Regions from separate parts of the Homo sapiens genome. Here region 2 is linked to region 1. Evidence: chromatin loops called from intact Hi-C (ENCODE). Cell type or tissue: Calu3. All regions are shown on one strand. Links, peaks and the distances in the headings refer to the core of each region. The heading gives the core; the rest is flanking DNA.

Region 1 (5,380 bases), core at 53-5,052:
GAACATTTACTTAACATAATCCCTAGTAATTCCACTCTTAGGTATTTACCCATCCCAAAATACAAACACAAATCTGTCCACAGGAAAATCTGTCTGCAAATGTTTAAAACAGCTTTATTCATAGTCACTAAATATTGGAAACTACTGAAGTGTCCATCTATAGATAAATGGATAAACAAATTGCTATATTCATACAATAGAAAACTACTGAACAACAACAATAAAGAATTACTGACATGCACAACAACACAGATGAATCTTGAGAAAAATGTTGAGTAAAAGAAGCAAGAATCAAAAGGCTATAAACTTATAATTTCACTTATATAACAGTTTATAATGAACAAAATTGCAGTGAAAGAGATCTTATCAGTAGTTGATAAAGGCTGGGAATTAGAGGGAGGAGTTGATTACAAAAGAGCACAAGGGAGCCTTTTCAGGTGACAGAAACATTATTTATCTTGATTATAGTGGTGGTTACAGAATGGTATACATTGCCAAATTTCAAAGAACTGTAGATGTAAAAAGAATAAATTTTACTAAATATAAATTATACCTCAATAAAAAAATGAAAGACTTGAGGCATATACAACAAAAACCAAATAAAACAAATATTTAAGGGCCAGGAATGGTGGCTCATGCCTGTAATCACCAGCACTTTGGGAGGCCAAGGTGAGAGAAGAGAAAAAGAGACCCCTCATATTGTTTTATATTGTTTTATACTCGGTACCTGTTTTAAGAAGAAACAAGGAAGTGGAAACCAAAGGCAGGCAGCCCGGCGCCAGGCACCAGACCCAAAACCAGACCCAAAACCAGGTCTGGGCCTTCGTGACCTAACCTGGTAGTTAAAATTCAACCCATGACCTAGCAACCGATGTTATCCATAGATTCCAGACATTGTATGGAAGGACATTGTGAAACTTCTCCTTCTGTTCTGTTTCACTCTGATTACTGGTGCATGAAGCCCCTGTCACATACCCCCTAGATCGCTCGATCGATCACGGCCCTTTCATGTAAAATCTTTAACGTTGTGAGCCCTTAAAAGGGACAGAAATTGTGCACTCGGGGAGCTCGGATTTTGAGACATTAGTCTGCCGATCCTTCCAGCTGATTAAAGCCACTACCTTCACTACCTCGGTGTCTGTGGGGTTTTGTCCGCAGCTCGTCCTGCTACATTTCTTGGTTCGCTGACTGGGAAACGAGGTGACTGATGGACAGCCGAGGCAGCCCCTTAGGCAGCTTAGGCCTGCCCTGTGGAGCATCCCTGCAGAGGACTCCAGCCTACCCGAGCGACATGATCCAAAGAGCGCTCCCGGGTAGGCAATTGGCCCGGTGGAACGCCTCACCAGAGCAGTGTGTGGCAAGCCCCCATGGAGGACCAAAGCAGTGGCTGAACACAGGGAAGGAAATGGCACTTGGAGTCCAGACATCTGAAACTTGGTAAGAATAGTCTTTGAAACTTGCCCACTCCATCTGAGTGGAAGCATGGCCTGACCACCCACAGCATGCCTGTATCGGCACTTTTGTTCTGGTTTTGACTTGACTTGAATTGCTTGATACTTTGGTTTTGGTTTTGACTTGGCTTAAATTTCTTGATACTCTGATTTTGGTTTGGTATAAACGATAAAGGTGTGTGTGTGCCCTCTTTACCTGTTCTTTGTTTTGTGGTAAGTGTGTGGTGTGAGCATGATATTTTGTCTTGAGAAAACATGGGTCAGGCACAAAGTAAGCCCACCCCATTGGGAACTATGTTAAAGAATTTCAAGAAAGGATTCAAAGGAGACTATGGAGTTACTATGACTCCAGGAAAACTTAGAACTTTGTGTGAAATAGATTGGCCAGAATTAGAGGTAGGTTGGCCATCAGAAGGAAGCCTGGAGAGGTCTCTTGTTTCAAAGGTATGGCACAAAGTAACTGGCAAGCCAGGACACCCAGATCAGTTCCCATATATAGATTCCTGGTTACAGCTAGTTTTAGATCCCCCACAGTGGTTAACAGGACAGGCAGCAGCAGTACTAGTAGCAAAGGGACAGTTAGTTAAGGAAGGTCCTCACTCCACCCGCTGACAGAAGCCAGCCCCTAAAGTTCTGTCTGACCCAGAGCCCAAAGACTCATGGCAGGAGATGGCACCAACAGTGCCCCTCCCTTACCAAGCAGAGAGGCCCCCTAATCCTGAGCTCACAGCCCCTAGACCACCCAGAGTAGACAAGAAAGGAAGTGAAGCTGCAGGAGAAACTCCTCCCTTGGTGGCTCGCTTACAGCCCAAGACTGGAACACAAATGCCCCTGAGAGAGCAGCAATATACTGGGATAGATGAGGATGGACACATGATGGAAAGGCGTGCCTTTGTGTATCACCCTTTCACTTCTGCTGACTTCCTCAATTGGAAAAATAATACTCCATCTTACACTGAAAAGCCTCAAGCTCTAATTGACTTGCTCCAAACTATTATACAGACTCATAATACTACTTGGGCTGATTCCCACCAGCTACTCATGTACCTCTTTAACACAGATGAAAAGCGAAGGGTGCTCCAGGCAGCAACTAAATGGCTAGAGGAGCATGTCCCAGCCGATTACCAAAATCCCCAGGAATACATAAGAATTCAGCTGCCAGGAATGGACCCTCAATGGGATCTGAATGAAGGACCAGATATGGAGAGGCTAAGACAATACCAGGAGGCATTAATTGAAGGTCTGAAAAAAAGGGGCTCAAAAGGCCACCAACGTAAATAAAGTTTCTGAAGTCATCCAAGGAAAGGAGGAAAGCCCAGCCCAATTCTATGAAAGACTGTGTGAGGCCTATCATATGTACATTCCTTTCAATCCAGATAGTCCTGAAAATCAGCATATGATTAACATGGCCTTAGTTAGTCAAAGTGCAGAAGATATCCAAAGGAAATTACAAAAACAGGCTGGTTTTGCAGGAATGAATATCTCGCAGTTACTGGAGATAGCTAATCAAATATTTGTAAACAGTGATGCAACAAGCCGCAGAGAAAGCCATAAGGAGGGAGAACGCCAGGCCAGGTGGAACGCTGATTTGCTGGCTGTGGCAATTAGGGGAATCCCCACGAAGGGACAGGGAAAGGGGTGTTCTGGGAGGAATGCCCAGTCCAATCGCTCACGTCTGCAGCGTAACCAATGTGCCTACTGTAAAGAAATAGGACATTGGAAAGATAAATGTCCCCAACTAAAAGAGAAGCAAGGTGATGCAGAGCAAAAAGACCATAGAAAAAGACGAAGGGACTTTGTTTAATCTGGCCGAAGGGCTTCTAGACTGAAGGGGATCGAGCTCAAATGCCCCCAAGGAGCCCATGGTCAGGATGACAATAGGGGTCAAGGACATTAAGTTTTTGGTCAATACCGTGCTGAACACTCAGTAGTAACCACCCCAGTGGCCCCCTTATCTAAGAAAACCGCTGATATAATAGGAGCAAGAGTCTCCACCAAGCAGGTTTTCTACCTACCGTGGACCTGCTTGGATAGAAGGACATAAAGTGACTCATCAATTTCTGTATATGCCTGACTGCCCCTTGCCTTTGTTAGGCAGAGACTTGCTTAGCAAGCTGAGAGCCACCATTTCCTTTACAAAACAGGGCTCTTTATAGCTGAAGTTACCGGGAACAGGAGTTATCATGGTCCTTATGGTCCCCTGAGAAGAATGGAGCCTTTTTCTAACCGAGCCAGGTCAGGAGATAAAACCGGCACTAGCTAAGCAATGGCCCCGAGTATTGGTGGAGGACAATCCTCCAGGGCTGGTGATCAATCAAGCCCCTGTACTCATAGAAGTTAAGCCTGGGGCCCAGCCAATCAGACAAAAGCAGTATCCGGTTCCCAGGGAAGCTCTTGAAGGAATACAGGCACATTTTAGACACTTGAAAGCTTTTGGAATTATAGTTCCTTGCCAGTCTCCATGGAACACCCCCCTCCTACCTGTCCCCAAGCCAGGGACCAAGGACTATCGGCCCGTACAGGACTTATGCTTGGTTAACCAAGCTACTGTGACTCTGCACCCAACAGTTCCTAACACTTACACATTGTTAGGATTGCTGCTGGCTGAGGATGGCTGGTTCACTTGCCTGGACTTGAAGGGTGCCTTCTTTAGCATTAGACTAGCTCCTGAGAACCAAAAACTGTTTGCCTTTCAGTAGGAAGACCCGGGGTCAGGTGTCACCACACAGTACACTTGGACTCAGCTTCCCCAAGGGTTCAAAAATTCCCGCATCATCTTCAGGGAGGCGTTGGCTCGAGACATCCAGAAGTTTCCTGCTAAAGACCTAGGCTGCGTCTTGCTCCAGTACGTGGACGACCTTCTGCTAGGACACTCCACAGCAGTCGGGTGTGCAAAAGGGATGGATGCCCTACTTTGGCACCTGGAGGACTGTGGATATAAGGTGTCCAAGAAGAAAGCTCAGATTTGCAGACAGCAGGTATGCTACCTGGGATTCACTATTCAGAAAGGGGAGCACAGCCTGGGGTCAGAAAGAAAGCAGGTCATCTGCAGCCTACCAGAACATAAAACCAGAAGGCAAGTAAGGGAATTTCTAGGAGCTGTGGGTTTTGCAGATTATGGATTCCAAACTTTGCGTGCTAGCCAAACTGTTGTATGGGGTTACAAAGGGGGGCGACTGAGAGCCCTTTGAATGGGGGCCTCTACAACAGCAAGACTTTTGTAAGTTAAAAGAAAAACTTATGTCAGTCCCAGCTCTGGGACTACCAGATTTGACCAAGCCCTTCACACTCTATGTGTCAGAAAGAGAAAAAATGGCAGTTGGAGTTTTAACTCAAACTGTGGGGCCCTGGCCAAGACCAGTGGCCTACCTCTCAAAACAGCTAGATGGAGTTTCAAAAGGCTGGCCTCCATGTCTGACAGTCCTGCCAGCTACAGCCCTGTTAGCACAAGAAGCAGATAAGCTAACCCTTGGGCAAAACTTAAATATAAAGGCCCCCCATGTGGTGGTAACTTTAATGAATACCAAAGGACACCATTGGCTAACAAATGCTAGATTAACCAAGTACCAAAGCTTGTGTGAAAACCCCCGCATAACCATTGAAGTCTGTAACACACTAAATCCTTCCACCTTGCTCCCAGTATCAGACAGCCCTGTTGAACACAACTGTGTAGAGGTGTTGGACTCAGTCTATTCTAGCAGACCGGATCTTCGAGACCAGCCATGGGCATCAGTAGACTGGGAGTTATACGTAGACGGGAGCAGCTTCATCAACCCACAAGGAGAAAGATGTCCAGGATATGCGGTGGTAACCTTGGATAATGTTATTGAAGCCAAGCCATTGCCTCAGGGCACTTCAGCCCAGAAAGCAGAACTCGTTGCTTTAACTCGGGCTCTAGAACTCAGTGAAGGTAAGACTGTAAACATTTA
Region 2 (5,380 bases), core at 159-5,158, 200 kb before region 1:
CTTTTACTCTTGACACATAGAAATAATCAGCATGTGGTTGGTGTTGTCTATGTCACACGAAAGGGTGTGAGGGAGCAGGTATGGGGAACTAGAAGTTTTGATAAATTTCCCTGTCCGTCTAGGAAACACCTCAGGCTCTCCTTTCTTTAGCTGGCTAGAATAAACATGAACCAAATAGCAACCTGCGATATTTTCAACTCCTTCCATCCCACCTTATGCGTGAGGGAGACTGCTTGAAGAAGCAGCCTGTGCTTTCCTCTATATATCCAAGTAATCAGATGAGGAGTGTTAAATTAAGTGTGGAACCTAATGAAAAGCAGCTGAGAAATATGCAGACACGATTCTGGGCCCACATATGCTGTTCTTCCCTTCTTCTCTTTCTCCTCTTCATCATCCCGCTTCTCCTCCTCCTGAAAGCCAGCTGACAAACTACCAGGGTGGAGCCCAGTCTGAGGGCTGGAGGGAAGGGAGGAGGAAAAGCCTCAGTAAGAGGACTCCACCCTCTCTGCTCCCAGTAGAACAACAACAATAAAAAAAAGAAGGCTTGAGAAGCTGGGCCTGACAGGAAGGTGGGGCAGAATAGGGCAAAGTGAGGAAGGGTGGGTAGATGGGAGGGGAGTTAGGACCTCAGCTGGGTAAAGCTGGGCTGGGGAATGAAAGGGAAGTCAAGCAATATACAAACAGAAAAATCTGCATTCATTAAATCACTGTTGTTTGTGGAACAACAAAAATGTAGCTAAAACCAGGGCATAGTTCAGACCTAGTGGGAACAAAATTGTCCTCCTCACCCACTTTTCTTCTTATTCCACAGTTCCCCAGAGAGCATATTCCTTCTGCGAGCTCAGCTAGAAGGAGACCTTTTGCCCCTCCGCTAATGTTGAACCAGTGTTAAGTTCCTCACATGTCCCAGAGGACAGCACTAAGGTTACTGCCAGCAAAGGATAAAGATATTTTGGAGAAGGAAATCTAGTTAGCTGAGAGAAGAAAGCCTGGAAGGAGATTGCGGGGATAAAACAATGATTTAGATTGCAAACTGTGCAACCCTGGGCAAGTGCCTTCACATCTCTAAACATTTCCTCACCTATTTCTTTTAAAGATATTACTTCACAGAATTGTCAAAAAGATTAAATAAGATGCAGAGGTGGCTTTACAGTAAAATTAATGAAGCTTAAGCTTTACGCCCCTTTCCAAGACTCCAGAAGGGATCAAACATTGTGTTTTTCTTAAAGATGGTCCCCAAAGTGGTATAAGCTTCCAGCCCCACAAAACCTAGATTGGCCGCCAATGAGATTATAGCCTACAAAGCACAGTGTCTGGCACAAAGAAAGCTCTCAATAAAGGTTAACTAATATTCATAGCAATGGCAACTGTGAAAACTACCAGCTTTAGGTTGAGTCTCTTTCTGGTCATAGATATTGAGAACATGCTCCTGTGTTCCCCATAACCCTTGCCACTGTATGTATAAATAAACCAGTTTATAAAAATCAGCAACTAAACTGCTTGCTTGAGACATTCAGAGGCATGATTAAATTTGGTTTAGGAATGGCCAATGGGCCAGAAACATGTGGCCAGGGTTTGAAATTCTGGCACCGCACCATCCCAGACAAGCTCTAGCAGGCCTGCTGAGTCCTATAAATTTAGTTGTGCCTCAGGCTGCTATCTTTATGAGCAAGGAGCTTGACTAGGTGTGTGTGTGTGTGTGTGTGTGTGTGTGTGTGTGTGTGTGTGTTGGGGCTAGGGGGTTGAGTATGTATGGGTTTTTAACTCCATTTTAGACCCTAGATACCACCACACCCATAAATTGGAGGAGGGAAGAGGGAAGAGACTTTATAATCAACAATCAAGTCAAACCAGAAAAACTGCACCTGCAGAAAAGGGATAACATCCTTGGCCTTGTCCCCAAAGTGTATATTCCTGAGTCAGGGCAAGAGTCTATTGTGTATACAAGAAAAAGACTTGCAGGCTGGGCACCGTGGCTCACGCCTGTAATCCCAGCACTTTGTGAGGCCAAGGCGGATTCATCACGAGGTCAGGAGTTCGAGACCAGCCTGGCCAATATGGTGAAACCTGGTCTCTACTAAAAATACAAAAATTAGCCAGGCATGGTGGTGCACACCTGTAGTCCCAGCTACTCAGGAGGCAAAAGAATTGCTTGAACCCGGGAGGCGGAGGTTGCAGTGAGCTGAGGTCGCACCACTGCACTCCAGCCTGGGCCACAGAGTGAGACTCTGTCCAAAAAAAAAAAAAGAAAAAGACTTGAATTACTGCTTTAATATTAAACAAATAAATATATGAGATTGTCTAAGGAAATGCATAAATAGAACAGGAACTTTTTTATCACTGAGCTAATCCAGAGAGGCGCCAGGGCTCTGAAGGCCCCCAAAGGCAAGCTCATGCTTATCATCCTTGTGTTACTTACCACAAGCAGCTCTCACTTCCCCAACAGAGGGGTGGTATCCATCTTTCACTGTCCCCTAAGCCAACAGGAGATTGGCCTTCACCCTTCTTCCCATTGCAGTCTTATCACTTCCCTCAGAAAGTAAAAGGGAGAGAATAAAGAGGGTGGGGAGGATGTCTTTGGTGCTTTCTTAAAACCTTTCTGCCAATACACCTATTGAAGTACTGCAGCCTCATTTTTCATTTCCTCTGTCCTTTGTTTGCCCAAATGGCCTTGCATTGTGGTAGTCCTTTTCTCTCAAGTCAATACCACAAATATAGTTGGAGCAGTTTACCCTGGAGCCACAATAACAGGATATTCCCTTCTCAAGTCAGGCCAGCAGGGTATTTAAAAGAGTAAGCCAGGCAGATTAGCAGTAGTGATTTACTTCCTAAGGTGAAATAAATTATTTGATCCAAGATAAGAGTCTAATTAGTATGTTATGGGGATATAAGCAACGATACCTGTTTACATGATATAAACACACAACTAAATGGCCAGGAGTATGTGAACAAGTGGGGAGAATATACACAAATATACTGAAAATAAAACAATGCATACATACATACTAGCAAGATTTAGTCACCCAATCACAGAATGTTGGTGTAGGAAGGACTCAAAGAGGTTATTTCATCCAGTGGCATTCATACCAGGTGATTTAGGTGGTACATAGATAAATATTTTCTAATAGTATATATTTATCTGTATGGTTACCTTCTATTTATGGAGAGTAAAACTAGCTTTCCATTTATGGTAATGCTATTTTTGATGAAATTTACTTAAGTAAAACATGTCAGTGTATTTAAAGAAGCATATTAAGTAAATAATGATATAGGTAGTACTCAGATATGGTCTAAATCATGAAGTTAAAACATAAATAATTGAACTTTAGCAAACCATGATTGAATTAAATTCTACTCCCAATTCAGGAGTTCCCTTATTTAGACACCTAGATCTAGAGGAGAGTCTAACCCCGAAATCAATAAATATGAAGCAACCTTGCCCCCTCCTCCTGTGCCCATGGCAGAATTGTGAACAGAACATGGCATTTTTCCACTGAGCCTAGGTGAAGCCTTCTACTCTTCTTCCTTGAACCTCCAGTTTGGGCTAATGGGCCCTCTTCTGACTCTTACAGCACTCTGACATATTTCTCTCAGAGGGCTCACTGCAATGTAGTATACCTCTCTTTTTATGTGGCAGTCTTATCCATTTGACTGTCAGCTCCTTGAGGCCAGGAGTCTAATAGTAGTTCAATCATCTTTATGCTTTCAACTCTGAACACACTGCCTGTCATATGACAAGTAATAAAAGTTTGTAGAATGGAATAATTTAGAGCTGCAAATGCCTGGATGTGAATACTGACTTCGCCACTTACTAACTGTGTGACCTAGGACAAGTTACTTAACCTATCTGGGCCTCGGCTTCCTCCTTTGTAAAGTGAGCATAATGATAGTACTTACCACACAGGATATTGAGAGAATTAACTTAATACATGTACATAAACATGCTTAGAGGAGTACTTGCCACAGACTAAGCACTGTATAAATTTTTGCTATTATTTTGTTGAACTGAAATATGCCTCTTTGATATTTCCACCTATTGGTCCTGTGACTCATCCCTGGAGAAACATAGAACAAGTCTATTCCTTCTATGTCATGATCCCTCAAAGGTCTCACCTTCTGTCCTCTCCCATAAATTTGCCTGATTGCATAATCTATCTCTTGCATAACATAGTTGTCATACCCCCTTACCACCTATTAGTTGGTTGATCAGAGAAAAATAATAAAGACCCCTAGGCCAGGGATGCCATCTCACAGAGACCAAGGTGCTTTACCATATAGTTTACCAGGTAAACAAGTGCAAGGGTGAGAATAAATGTCTCTATTACCAGAAAGCCAGAGATGGAAACAAAGGACGGTCACCCCAGATTTAAATATAATAATGAAAAAATTGAAAAGATCTAAATGTTTAATAATAAGATATTGGGTAACTAAATTATAGTACACCCATATGATTGATGCACTGCTAGGGTCTAAGTATATGTGTGCCCTTCAAATTCATATGTTGAAATCTTAACTCCCAATGTGATGGTATTAAGAGGTAGGGCCTTTTGGAAGGTGATTAGGTTATGAGGGCTCCACCTGCAAAGATGAGAATAGTGTCCTTATAAAAGGGCTTCAGGGAACGAGTTCACCCCTTTTTACCCATCTGTCCCTTCCTACATGTGAGGAGGCAGTGTTCATCCCCTCTGGAGGATGCAGCAACAAGGCACCATCTTGGAAGCAGTGAGCCCTCACCAGACACCAAATCTGCTGGCACATTGATTTTGGACCTTCCAATCTCCAGAACTGTGGTAAATAAATTTATTTTATGTATAAATTACCAGGTCTGGGGTATTTTGTTATAAGAGCAGGAACAGAGTAAGAGATAGACATTATATAGCCATTAAAATTTAAGTTTTTCAAGAATTCTCAATCACTACAGAAAATATTTGTATAATAATATTAAGTGTAAAAACAGGACATAGTATAGTTACACTATCATTTACATTTTATTAGACCGACACACATGCCATTCAACTTTGCCACAGAAACAAACACAGTTTAGCATTAAAACAAAGGATAGCTAGTAGGATTATAAGAAAATTTTATCTTACTTAAAAATTTTTCTATAAAGATCATGTATTGCTTTTATAATAAAAAAATCAAGTTGGACATAGTACTGTAGTTGTAGGTAGCTGAAGGATTATGGTGGTTTTTATTTCCTTTATTATACTTCTTTGTTTTTCAAATTTTCTATGACAAATTTGTAGTTTTGATATAATTAGATAAAACAAGATGAACTGTTTTTAAAGCAACATCTTATCATACTGTTCATTTACCTAGGTCATATCAGCTTCAGGAAAGAATACTCAAGGAGCACAAGTATGTAATACTAGTAACA

The links. Peaks named below come from ENCODE experiments on the same cell type or tissue, not always from the same donor. Only the 100,000 strongest peaks of a DNase experiment are listed, where the experiment ranks them.
Region 2: a loop joins it to region 1, with 4 times the contacts of the local background. A loop is called at or near these places in 2 of 110 quality-filtered maps.

Annotation. Positions count from the first base shown.
Region 1 is chrX:56,027,510-56,032,889 of GRCh38, reverse strand. It overlaps LOC124905193 (a long non-coding RNA gene), which reads left to right and starts at 1,264. Exons shown (of 3, transcript XR_007068247.1): 1 at 1,264-1,437; 2 at 4,148-4,429; 3 at 5,092-5,361. It overlaps LOC124905192 (a long non-coding RNA gene), which reads left to right and starts at 5,370. Exons shown (of 2, transcript XR_007068246.1): 1 at 5,370-5,380. It also overlaps a transcript of KLF8 not described here. In Calu3, for the core only: no CTCF peak of the experiment used is centred there; a DNase peak (open chromatin) is centred at 3,039.
Region 2 is chrX:56,224,224-56,229,603 of GRCh38, reverse strand. It overlaps a transcript of KLF8 not described here. Among named protein-coding and RNA genes, the nearest start is that of KLF8, 5.4 kb to the left of the region's middle. In Calu3, for the core only: no CTCF peak of the experiment used is centred there; no DNase peak of the experiment used is centred there.